2 separate regions of the Homo sapiens genome follow, and region 1 is linked to region 2. A link is a contact called in ENCODE Hi-C or POLR2A ChIA-PET data. All regions are on one chromosome and are shown on one strand. Each heading gives the region's core, a stretch centred on a gene start or an enhancer-like site at or near the end of the contact. The rest is flanking DNA. Distances are from core to core; before and after follow the strand shown. Region 1 overlaps EFCAB11 (EF-hand calcium binding domain 11). Region 2 holds the start of FOXN3 (forkhead box N3).

Region 1 (6,458 bases), core at 355-2,854, 440 kb before region 2:
TTTTTATTCTCTTGTATAAGATAATGAGATACAGTAGTAAAAAAATCATGAAGTATTAGAATAAAAAGATATCATTTTCTCTGCACACCAGACTACAAACTTTTCCTGTCTAGACCATAATTCAGAACTTATTGTTTCTGAGAAGCCTTCTTATTGAAGGTGGAAAGAAATTTAAGAAAGCTGCCCAGTTTCTAGATGAACTGGTGAGGGCCAATTCCACAGCATTCACCTAGGATTAGAGGAGCAAGTGCCAGATATGACAGAGCTTCAGAGAAGGCATCTTACAGTTACTCAGGAGCTTCTCCAAAAATGGAACCAATGACCATCCAGCATTTTATTGGTGATTTTTTTATAGGAACTTTCAGAAAAAAAAGAAAGACCAGGTCAGTAACAGCTATAGGGTGTTAAAAAAAATCAACCCAAAGGCATTTATAAAGTGAGCCAGGCATCGGGAACCGTGTTTTTACATAATTACCTCATTTCAAGTAAGTTTTCTTTCAATTCTTCATCCTCCAACCAGTCTTTCCGTCTTCGTGCGTCATGATTATAGCACTTTTTGGTCTGTATCTGTTTGCCACTTGACTGGGAGTGCCCAAAGGGCAGAGCTGTGAAATGCGTCTTTGAATCCAGATGAGCAAGGCAATGCCTGGCCCTTAGTTGATTTTTATTATTTGTGGTTGAGTTTAACAAGCCTATAAGTAAATACCATTATCTTCTTTTTCTCTGTAAGAAAGATAACACTCAGAGGATTGGAAAACTTGAGTGCAGCCCATAGTTAGTAAGTGGCAGAGTTTGAGCTTCAAAGCCAGGTCTATATTTTCTGCTTCAGTTCACATGCACCCAGGAGAACTCTAGGAGGGAACTGTGTTGGGAGCCCCAAGTAGTATCCTTGTAGTTCTCAGCTAGGAGAAATTACTTAGGAGGCATTTCTGTCTTTGCCCAGAATGAATCACTGTAGTTTAAGAGACTGCCAAAAGGAAACAGTCTGTTGATTGGATAAAAGGGTCTTGAAAATAAGCTGGCTTTTGCAAACCATATATCTGATAAAGGTTAATATCTAAAATTGATAAAGGACTCATACAACTCAATAGTAGAAAAACAGATAGCCCAATTTAAAAATGGGCAAAGGTCCTAAATAGACATTTCTCCAAAGAAGACATAAAAATGACCAACAGGTACATGAAAAGGTGCCCAGTATTATTAATCATCAGGGAAATGCAAATCAAAATCACTGTGAGATGCTACTTCATAGCTGTTAGGATGGCTATTATCAAAAAGTTAAAAGATAACCAATATTGGCAAAGGTGTAGAGGAGGGAACTCTTATATACCGTTGGGAATGTACATTGGTACAGCCATTATGGAAATCAGTATGGAGATTTCTAAAGAAATTCAAAATACGGCATGGTGACTCATGCCTGTAATCCCAGCACTATGGGAGGCCAAGGTGGGCGGATTGCTTGAGCTCAGGAGTTCGAGACCAGCCTGAGCAACATGGTGAAACTCTGTCTCTACAAAAAAATACAAAAATTAGGCAGGTGTGGTGGCACGCGCCTGTAGTCCCAGTTATTTGGGGGACTAAGCCAGGATAATCACCCAAACCTGGGAGGCAGAGGGTACAGTGAGCCAAGATTGCACCACTGCACTCCAGCATTGATGACAAAGCAAGATCTTGTCTCAAAAAAAAAAAAAAGAGAGAGAGAGAGAAATTAAAAATAGAACTACCATATGACTCAGGAATTCCTTTTCTGGGAATATACCCAAAGGAAATAAAATTCACCACTTTGTAAAGATATCTGCCGATAATTGCAGCATTATTCACAATAGCCAAGATATAGAAACAACCTAAGAGTTCATTGCTGGACAAATGGATAAAGAAACTGTGGTGTATATATACGATGGAGTATTATTCAGCCTTAAAAGTGATCCTGACAGTTGTCACCACATGGATGAACCTGGTGGGCTTTATACCAGGTGACATAAACCACATACAGAAAGCCAAATATTGCATGATTTCACTTATATGTGGAATCTAAAAAACAAAAACCCAGTCAAATATACAGAGAGAATAAAACAGTGGTTACCAGGGCTGTGGGGGCATGCCAGGAAATGGGGAGATACAGGTCAGAGGATACAAAGTAGCAGATGTGTAGGAAGAACAAGCCTAGAGGCCTAAGGTACAACATGAGCACTACAGGTAATAAAATTGTGCTGCATTTGGGATTCATGTGAAATGAGTAGATTTTAGCTATTTTTGCCACAAAAACAAAAAAATGGGTAACTGTGCAATAGTTAGTTGGGATATGTTAATTTGCTTTGCTATAGTAACCATTTTCCTATCGGTATGTATCCCATATCATCATGTTGTATATGTTAAATATACACAATACAATGTATTCATTTATTGTTTGAGATGGAGTGTCACTCTGTTGCCCAGGCTGGAGTACAGAGGCACGATCATGGCTCACTGCAGCCTCAACTTCCCAGACTCAAGCAATCCTCCCACCTCAGCCTCCCGAGTAGGTGGGACTACAGGTGCACACCACCCTGCCCAGCTAATTTTTGTATTTTTTGTAGAGATGGGGTTTCGCCACGTTGCCCAGGCTGGTCTTGAAGTTCTGGGCTCAAGTGATTCTCCTGCCTCTGCCTCCCAAAGTGCTGGGATTACAGGCATGCCACCACACCTGGCCTAACATTTATTAAAAAAAAAAAAAAGAAGCTGTCCTATTCAGGCTACAAAAGAACTTTTGGTATTACCTGATGTTCTTCATTCTGTAAGTGGGACACTGAAATTTCCTCATGCCTAAAATGCTAAGTAAGGGAAAGTCCTCTTTTTTCTTTCCCATTTTTCCAGGGATTCTGACCTGGGTGATGCAAGAATTGAACATCGTATTTAGATAGGAAGTTGGAGCTCAGTAAATGAGGAGATTGTGTATCAAACCCCCGACCAAGCTACTGAGACTTCCTGATCACTCTTAAGAGGCCCCAATGCAAGAGTCTAGGCCCTAAGCTAAAGTAGTGGTGGAAGAGCAGGTGCATTCAAATATTTCATGTCTAAATCTACAGGATCGTGGTGACAGGATGCACGGTGGATGGACATGGAGAAGTTGAGGAGACCTGGGAGCCTGAGTGAATGGTAGCTCCATTCAGTATGGCAGGGGACAGGGGAGGAGGAGCAGGTGTGGGGTTCACTATGGGGGCAATTTGGGCTGTGTATTCAAGTATTTAAGGCGTCTTTTGGACAATTAGGGAAGATATTTTATCAAGAAATGTGCATTGAGGTTAGATGGCTCCGTGAAAGAGCAACTGTCTGGGGACATCTGGGAGACAGCTGGATCGTAGGCATGTATCTGATGATGTCCAGTTCATGGATTGCCGGTACTGAAGAGAGCCAACTGCTGCAGAGGACTTTCTTGGCTGTGTGCGGCTTTGTTGGGAATCTCTGCTGCTGTCTTTATAGCTTAGTATCCTGAATGAGGAGGGGAGCAATGGGCAGCCTCTTGCTAGTGGATGTGGAGAGGAGCTACCACATTGCCCTGTATGTAGGATGCGGGCACCTCTCTCTGCCCAGCTCTCCTATGGGTCATTACATGGAGCTTGCTTTTACTCATTAGGATTTGGCAATCTTAAATGCCTCTTTAAAAAAAATGTGTTTGTATCTGCTTTGAGATGTCATTTTTTTTTTTTTTGAGAGACAACCGCAAATTCATGCTTATCTTCTCGGGGGAAATACCTCTACTAAAACCATAGTTTGGCTTTTTCCATATGGGTGTTGAAACAGATGGTTGTAATGAGACCTCTCTAATTAAGCACTTGCTATCTGACTCTGAATCATTTTAGATGTGCTGGCACTCTTGCTCTCTCTCTTTTTGATTCAAAGAGTTGTCCTGAGATGTAACACATTTAGCTGTTATTATAGTCTATAAACTTTCCATTTTTTCATTTGTAGCTTATTCTCTTTTTTGTGCTAATCTGAGAGCATAATTAAGATGTCTGACTTCAGTTCTTTCCTTACAAATATTGCCTAACTCTTCTGTCTTTAATTATCCAAAATCATTCCTATGTAAACAAATAACAATTGCAGATTGTACTACCTACATTCTTTTGTTGTGAGGATGTAAGTACACCCTTGTTTGTTAAATTACAGTCTTTTAAAGAAATTGGATGTGACATATTTTGTCATTTTGTATGATGCCATAGAAAACAAAGGATCACTTCTGCATTTTTATTCTTGGTATCCCTTTTATTTAATATTCATTTTAAGAGCCAGTGTGGCAGGTGAAGTGAGGACAGGCTTTGGAGTCACACTGCCTTGAAAATCTCAGCCTCACCACTTCCTAGTGGTGTGACTTTGGGTAAGTTGCTTAGGTGCCTCTCTGTGCCTAGGCTTCTTGGTGCATGAAATGAGAATGATGGTAATATTCACCTCACAGGATTATGGGCATTCAGTGACATAATGCAAGTTACATGCATAGCACAATGCCTGGCACATAGTAGGTACTCAATAAATGCTAACAATATATATTTTTATATAGTAGAGGAAGCTTTCTTAACCAATTCATCAGATTAAAGGAAGCTTCCAGACCCTTTGCCGAGCAGTCCAGTGAATGCCCACGACGTGGTGAACTGTAACTGGCTTCTCTCTAGTATGCTCAGGCACTTCTACTCCAATTAGCTGACTTTATTTGCTGCCAAACCTGTTTATGTTATTTGTTGCTTGTGTTTGTTCCCAAGCCTATTTGTGCCAGTTGAACTTGTTATTGTAATTATGTAATTTAATTAAATATCAGGCAAACAGATGGAATGTAAAAGTATAAAAAGACAGCAGCTTTTTCCTGAAAATGAACTTTGAAGGCTATGGAAAGACTTAACAAAATATTACTCATTAAGGTACCTGTAGATTTGTAGAGACTGAAAGGAGAATGGTGGTTGCCAGGGGCTGGAGAGAAGGTAGGAATGTCGAGTTGGGGTTCAATGGGTACAGAGTTTCCATTTTCCAAGATGAGGAGAGTTCTGGATGGGGACAGGGGACAGGAGATGGGTGGGTTGCACGATGGTTGCACAGCAATGTGACTGGACTTAAAAATGGCTAAGGTGGTAAATGTTATATTATGTATATTTTAATACAGTTAAAGCTTTTAAAAATATGTCACATTAGCTGTGGATAAAATAGCTGTTAAAGATTGAGGTGTGCGAGGAATAAAACATCTAGAAAGAGTCCACATCGAGATTGTTTCCCAGTGGTCGTTAAGTTTTCATAATTTCAGGAAACCAAGATAGGAAACTTATTTTAAGTTTAAAATGAAACATTTAAGTTGTGTACGTGTCTTGGGCTAGGCTCCTGGGGAACAGACTCACAGATGGAGATTGAGGCCATTGGAACTTGTCCTCCTGTGTTGATCAGACCTTGGATGTGGGCTGCTCCCCAGGGGAGGGGCATAACCTCGAACAAGGCGAACTTCTTTGGCTGAGCGTGAGTCTCAGGAGGTTCTTAGCTGAGAACAATCAGCAGGTAACACTCCAGCAGCTGGGGGATCTGAGTGGTACACTACAGCATCCACAACAGTGTGTCTCCATTTTGTGTGTGGTTTTCCCTTTATAACAGACTTTTAAAGATTAACTGATTAACTTCTGGTCCAGATTGCTTCAAATAAGAGTATCTTCACTGCTTATGCATAATCTTCTGAAGGTCTCATTGTATTTGATCTTCTTTGCATATGACAGTTGTCCCATCTATGATACAACAAGACTGCGTTCTCCTGAATCCTGTAAACTTAATCACAGCAAATAAACGTGTGATGTGTTGGAAGCACAACTGATGTTAGGGCCTCTGTCCACTCCTAAGTATTTTCCAGTATTTATTTTGAGATTCATGGAACCAACTTCAGGTTTTCTTTTTAAATTTCCAAAGACTCTTTTGGCATTCGATGGTATCCTTTGGCAAACTCTCCACTTTTGTACTAGAGATCATCTTCCTTTCGTGCCCTATGACCTGTAGGTCTCTCTCTGCATGTTCTTTGGTGACTCTTCCGTCTGCTGCAAATAACTGCCATCCCTCTTCCTTTTACTTTAGCCTTTTGCCTTAGACCCGCGTCTCTTTATGATGATCCCAAAGCTCCTGACTTGAATGATGGCCAATCTCCAGGACGTCTAAATTTCATTTTGGAATATAGTCTTCCAATTCTTAAAACAGGAGCCCTGTTTATATGGTTGTTTTGTTTATTGTTAGATCCAAATTTGCTTTTCGTTTCTCTCAGCTTGCTTTGCCCCAAATTGTCAATGCTAAAGTGGAAGTCTGAATCCCTTTGCCAGTGTGACCATAAATATAGCACAAAGATCCTATGATTACCCTATAGTGTCTGTTTTCCTTGAGCATTTTAGCATGTGCTGACCTTTTAGCAGGAATACTATTCAGCCTCATTTATGCTTAGCCCTTCATTTAGCCAAGTTTTGTTTTTT
Region 2 (5,909 bases), core at 919-3,418:
GGGTTGTTCCCAAACAAATTTGGCCCCTGCACCCTAGGTCAGGAAGCAAGTCCCAGAGCTGAGGTTCTATGGAATTAGAAGGTGGAAAAGGCCACATTAAGCCCTCCTTTGGCTTTCAGCATTTTTTCCCCCATTTCAGATAGACCGACAGGCAGACATGTGTCCCCTGCTGTCCACATCAGGCAGGGCTGGTCCACCACTTCCTCTTCAGGGTGACACCTTCTCACATCTCTTGCTGCAACTGTAATGGGAGAGAGAAATTAAGAAATATGTTTGAGAATGCAAGAAGCAAAAACACACATGGAATGACATATTCCATGTACAATCACCTTTGGCTCACATCCCCTCTTTTTGAACTCTGAGAAAGCAGGAGGGGACTGGGGCCGGTGAAAATAAGGTGCCACCTCTACTTAATATAAAGAGATTTCTGGCTATTGTGTGAGTGTAGCTGGGGGACTTGGGGGTGGGGTTGGGGGCTGGGGATGGAAGAGGAAGATGTAAGGGGGCGACTTCGTCCTCTCTAGGCCAGCAAGGGCTTGGACAAAGGTCTCTGGCCTTGGTTCCTCTGGCGGAGAATAAGCACCCTCAACTGACGCGCTGATGGAGGGGCAGGACCTGCATTAGCCGGAGCTACAGGAAAGCAGGGTACACATTGTCTCATCCTGGCTTTGTTACCACTTCTAACCCTGAGAATCTCTGGCGTGAGACTTCAAAGATCATCTGACTTGTCTCTGCCACCTTGTGCCTTTTGCTTAGTGACTTTGGGTAGGTCGCATCAAGTGCTCAGTAATCAAAGGGGTGGGGCTGGATGACCTCAGGCTACCCCTGGGCTTCCACCTCCTAATTGTCTCCAGATGGGGAGATGCCACACAACTTGGAAGTAGTAAGGTCTCCGGTGAGTCTGAAAGGCACATCTTTGCTGAAGACTTGTCACCTGCCCTCTTGAACCTTTGTTAGGGGGAATGACTCTCAGATTGGGGGGGGGGGGTCTATTTTTTGAGACAGAAAAAATTTTCAGAAGCCTAACTGGTGTTTCCCTTAGTCCCTCCTTTTGGCTAGGTTTAAAAGTACTGCATGCTAGAAAGCTTTCTCCAGGTCTACTCGCTGTTTTTTTCTGTAGTTTTCAGACCGCTCACGATGTCCTGTCCACTGGCTCAGGAGGGGGTGGCAGGAAGGGTGCCCTGGGCTTCTCCTCTGTAGAGGAACCAACCAATTTGGCTACCTGGGAGTAATGTGCAATCACATTTTTATTTTTGTCACCACCAGGGTGTCCTGTTGGACTCTCTCCTCTCATCCTCTCCCAAGGCGGCTGGTTGGTGTGGCTTTAGCAGTGGGTGCTATTATTTGGAGGTGCCTAGAGACTTAGAGTGGTGGCTGCACCATTTCGCTGGGTGGCTTGCGAATTGTCAGTCTGGTTCCTGAGAGCTCAAACTGAGATGGAAATGAGACCTGTTTTCTCTCTAGGCCGGCCGGGGCGTTCCGCACAACCCACTTGAGAGGCCCCACCGGCGTGGCCTTTAGGACGGTGCCTCTTGTCTTGTAATGGCCACCGGCCCTCCCTCGGGAGACACGCGGCCACCTGGGTGGGACGCTGCGGTGCTTACCTCCGGGACACGAGGTGGTCGCTGGGAGAGGGCTCGGAAGGCCCTGGGGGTCCTATCAGGACGCAGCACTGGGGAGACGTGGAATCTCCTCTTCTCACCCCCACAAGCCTCGCCCGCATCGTAATTCTTTTTATTTTTACTTTCGAGCCATGTAAGGCATGCAGATGGGGTAGGAGCGTTCCCGCGACACGTTGCCAGCAGCGCAGCGCCGGCCCGCTCGTGTGGCCGGAGCCCGGGGAGGGGACAGGGCACGCGCCGCCTGACCCACCTGCCCCACCGCCCACGGTCGCGGCCGCCCTGGGTCGCGGGACCCGCGCCGGTCACCCCCGCCCCGCGGGGCCCAAGAGGCGAGGCCGCGCGGCCCAGCCCCGGCCTCCGCCCTGGCTGAGTGCTGGGGCGCGCGAGGGGCGCGGGCAGGGTCCGCCCCGGCGGGTCAGTGCCCCGCGCCCCAGGCCGCTGGCGGCCAGGCCCACGTTTTCCCTTTCTCCGGCTCCCTCCGCCCTCCGCTCTGTCCCTCCCTCCGCCCTCCTCCCTCCCCGCGCTTCCCCTCCTCCTGCCTGGTCATGTGTCGCCTTTTTTTGTTTGCAGTGGAAACAATTTCTCGCCGCTCGGCGCGCCCCGGCCCGACGCGCCGCGGCGGAGGCGAGCGGGAGGCGGGACGGGGCGGGGAGAGCGGCGGGGCCGGCGGGAGGACGCGCGGCGCGCCCGGCGGACGCCGCAGGTCCCATGCCGCGCCGCGACCCCCGCGCCCCTGCCGCCCGCGCCCGCGGCCGCCCCCCGCCGCCCGCCGCCCCGGGCTCGCCGCGCCGCGCCCGCGCGTCCTTAGCGGGGCCACCGAGCGATGCCCGCCGGGCGCCCGCGAAAGTTTGTCGGCTCCTGCTGAAGGGCAGCGGCGCCCCCGCACCCCCGTGCCCCGCTCCGGCCAGGTGAGTTTGCACCCCGCTCCTGCCGGCTCCCGCGTGGGCTCGGGGGGCACCCGGGGCGGGAGGCGCGTCCGAGACGGTCCTGGAGACTACCTCGCCGCTCTGGGAAGACGAGGGACCCCGCAGGTCCTGGGGGGAGGGTCGGGTGTGGACCCCGGGAGCCCCCGAGCCGGGAAGTTGCCGGGTCCGAAGAGTTTCCTGCCCCGACGTGCGTGCTGCTTCCCGGTGCCTCGGTTTCCGAAAAGACGCCCGCAAGGAACAGAGTTGGTATTGTCTGCGGAGGACGGGGTCCCCGCCGTTCCGGGCCGGGGAGGGGGTTCCGATCAAGTGGAGACCCCAAGATGAGAAACAGGCTCCTAACAAAGATCACCCCCCGGCCAAACTGTGCAGACTTGGCACAGGCAACGAACGTCTCCGGAGACCCCCGAGGCCCGACCCCCCTCATCCCGGCCCTGTTTGAAACCCTCCTTGGGCCCTGGATAAGTTGGGGGACGGCGGGCTTTTATTGATTTGTTTTCGAGGCTCGCCGCGGTGCGGCCAATAAAAGGTTTATGACATCTGACCGGCAGTGAAGGTATGCGAGCTCCCAATTGCCCTGTATATGGGGATAAGAGCAGTTTCCCCCGTTGCCCGGCAACGCCGCTGATTGACGCGGGGTGCAGCCAATCGCCACTCCCGCAGGTCCCCTTGAAATGTTTTTGACAAGTACAGTAGACGAGAGTGAAGCGCGTGCGTGCGCGCGCGCGCGTGCTGGGTGGGCGGGGGTGACCCGGCCCCCCAAACTCGCTACTGCTCGGCTCTGGGAAGATTTCTTAACTTTTTAAAGTTCGCATCGAACATCTGTTCAGAGCTGGGCCAGTAATGTCTTTGTCAGTTATTTGGAGACCTTCTGTTTACTAGGCGAGAAACTAAGCTTTCTTGCCGCATTTTCTCCGTTAAAAAATAAAGAGGGTAACAAAACACAGCAAGTCATAAAAAAAACAAAAGAGGGTGTGTGTGTGTGTGTGTGTGTGTGTGTGTGTGTGTAGAGAAAAGTTGTAAGGAGGTCACCAGTGAATAACTATTTGCGTATCTGGTGGAGCAGCCTTGTTGGCAGCAGATTAAAAATGTTTGCTTAACTGCAACTCACATGATCCAGATTCTTTTTTTTTCCCTCTGAAACAGGAGGAAAAAAAGATTTGGCGAAATCTGTAGTTAGAGTATAATAATGGAAAACTCCTCAGCTGTGGTTTCTGGGAACTGTTTTTTTTTTTTTTTTTTTTTTTTTTTGGTTATTGTTGTTTTGTTTTGTTTTTACATGGAACTGTAGTGATCAGCAGCTCTTCACCCTGTTGGTATAAAATGCGGGATTTATAGGGATGCAGTGAGTGGTTGGAGAGTACGGGGTCCCAGCACAAAACGCACACATGATCCAAGGGTACTGAACTCCCATAACCCTCTCTTCGTGACAATGCCACTTTTTCTCCTAAAACCATATTGCTGGCAGTGTTTGTTTAAAACAAAAGGAAACATGGAGAATAGCGTGTTAGTTCCTCTGGGAAGCTACTGACAAATAAGCAAATTAAAAAGAAAGAGAGCAGCATGTTGTCATAGCAACAGTGCAATTAAATTACTTTACTGTCAGCCATGATATAATTTTCCTGTTTGGAAGCTCAGGAGACATAAAACTTTCATTTAGAGCTAAAGTTGACTTCAGTGGCTGGGTAGTTCTGTTTTATACTCTACTGTGGGCATATGCTGGTCATCAGAAAATTTTCTGATGGGATCTGAGGAAACTTTAAGAAAGACAAGTGGTGCTATAATTCGTTCATAAAGAAGTTAAAAGCAGGATCAGACCAGACTCTGTTGTATCCCCAAGCCAAAAGATGCTAGCTTGTTTTTTGTCTGAAATGTGTCAGGGTAACCTCCTTATTTGACAGAAAGAAATATTCCCTGTGAGTGAACCCAAGACGTCTGGAGCATCCTGCCTGGTCTGTACTGCAATGCCTCATGAAGTTTTCTCTCCTTAAGAGTTGGGCATCTTGGCCAGGCGCGGTGGCTCACGCCTGTAATCCCAGCACTTTGGGAGGCCGAGGCGGGTGGATCACGAGATCAAGAGATTGAGACCATCCTGGCCAACATGGTGAAACCCCGTCTTACTAAAAATACAAAAATTAACCAGTCATGGTGGCACACGCCTGTAGTCCCAGCTACTTGGGAGGCTGAGGCAGGAGAATCTCTTGAACCTGGGAGGCAGGGGTTGCAGTGAGCGGATTTTGCACCACTGCACTCCAGCCTGGGCAACAGAGTGAGACTCTGTCTCAAAAAAAAAAAAAAAAAAAACCGGTTGGGCCTCTCACCACAGCTCCCCCTTAGGCCTTGCGTCTAGCAGGTTCTACCTTTTGGAAGAGGGAAGGTACTATAATTCACAGGCACCCTTGGCTGGTAGGTTAGTGCCCAGGATTATGCCTTCTAGAATTCCCTAATAGAGCTTCCACAGCTGAAGTGGCAGTTGTTTTAGATGTGGTGTTAATGAACATTTAAGAGACATAGAAGGGTCATGTCTTTGCCTTTTTAATTTTATTTATTTATTTTTTTGAGACAGGGTCTCCCTCTGTTGCCCAGGCTGGAGTGCAGTGAGCCTCAACCTCCTGGGCTCAAGTGATCCTCCCACCTCAGCCTCCCAAGTAGCTGGGACTACAGGCACACACCACCACACCTAGCGAATTTTTGTATTTTTTTGGTGGAGATGGCGTTTTACCATGTTGGCCAGGCTGGTCTTGAACTTCTGAGCTCAAGGGATCCTCCTGCCTCAGACTCCCAAAGTGATGGGATTATAAGCATGAGCTACCATGCCTGGCCTATGTCTTTGCTTTTAAATATGTTCATTCATCCCTCCTCCTTCTTCTCCTCCTCCTCCTCCTCCTCCATCCCTCCTCCTCCTCCCCCTTCTCCTCCCCCTCCCGCTTCTTCCTCCTTCCTCCCCTTGCCCTGCCCTGCCCTGCCCTTCCCTGCCCTTCCCTTCTCTTGCCCTCCCTTCCCCTCCTCTCCTCTCCCCTCCCTTCCCTTCCTTTTCCCTTCTCTTTCCCTTCCTTTCTTCTTTCCCTTCCCTTCTTTTTTTCCTTCTTCTTTCCCTTCTTCCTTCCCTTCCCTTCTCCCTTCCCTTCCCCCTTCTCTTCCGTTCCCTTCCCCCTTCTCTTCCGTTCCCTTCCCCCTTCTCTTCCATTCCCTTCCCTTCTTCCTTACCTTCTTCAAAACTTTTGAGACAGCATCTCACTCTGTTGCTCAGGCTGGAGTGCAGTGGTACAGTCATGGCTCACTGCAGCCTCAGCTTCTTGGGTTCAAGCAGTCCTCCCACTCAGCCTCCCAAGTAGCTGGGACTACAGGCACATGCCACCATGCC

The links. Hi-C counts contacts between places; a loop is a spot of excess contacts on that map. ChIA-PET counts read pairs that join two places held with the same protein, here RNA polymerase II (POLR2A). Pooled maps may share reads with other maps.
Region 1: a map of PC-3 shows a loop between it and region 2 (2.2-fold over the local background). The contact joins the enhancer-like site here to the promoter of FOXN3 in region 2. A Hi-C loop is called at or near these places in 7 of 168 maps with a recorded cell type or tissue (IMR-90, PC-3, aorta and 3 more) and 5 of 50 pooled maps. POLR2A ChIA-PET finds 5 or more read pairs at or near these places in 3 of 52 experiments (BJ, activated CD8-positive, alpha-beta T cell and activated T-cell).

Annotation. Positions count from the first base shown.
Region 1 is chr14:89,851,427-89,857,884 of GRCh38, reverse strand. All of the region lies in intron 5 of EFCAB11 (EF-hand calcium binding domain 11), which reads left to right. Among named protein-coding and RNA genes, the nearest start is that of EFCAB11, 100 kb to the left of the region's middle. Within about 2 kb of position 1,604, at least 2 of the 41 ENCODE cell types and tissues checked have a DNase peak (open chromatin) inside an H3K27ac peak, as active enhancers do; they include PC-3 and ascending aorta, where a contact is called at or near this core.
Region 2 is chr14:89,413,492-89,419,400 of GRCh38, reverse strand. It overlaps FOXN3 (forkhead box N3), which reads left to right and starts at 2,168. Exons shown (of 6, transcript NM_005197.4): 1 at 2,168-2,530. It overlaps FOXN3-AS1 (FOXN3 antisense RNA 1), which reads right to left and starts at 2,047. Exons shown (of 2, transcript NR_036500.1): 1 at 1,605-2,047; 2 at 1-241. RefSeq lists silencers at 1,787-2,076, 2,117-2,326 and enhancers at 2,022-2,316, 1,941-2,473, 2,474-3,007, 3,022-3,316.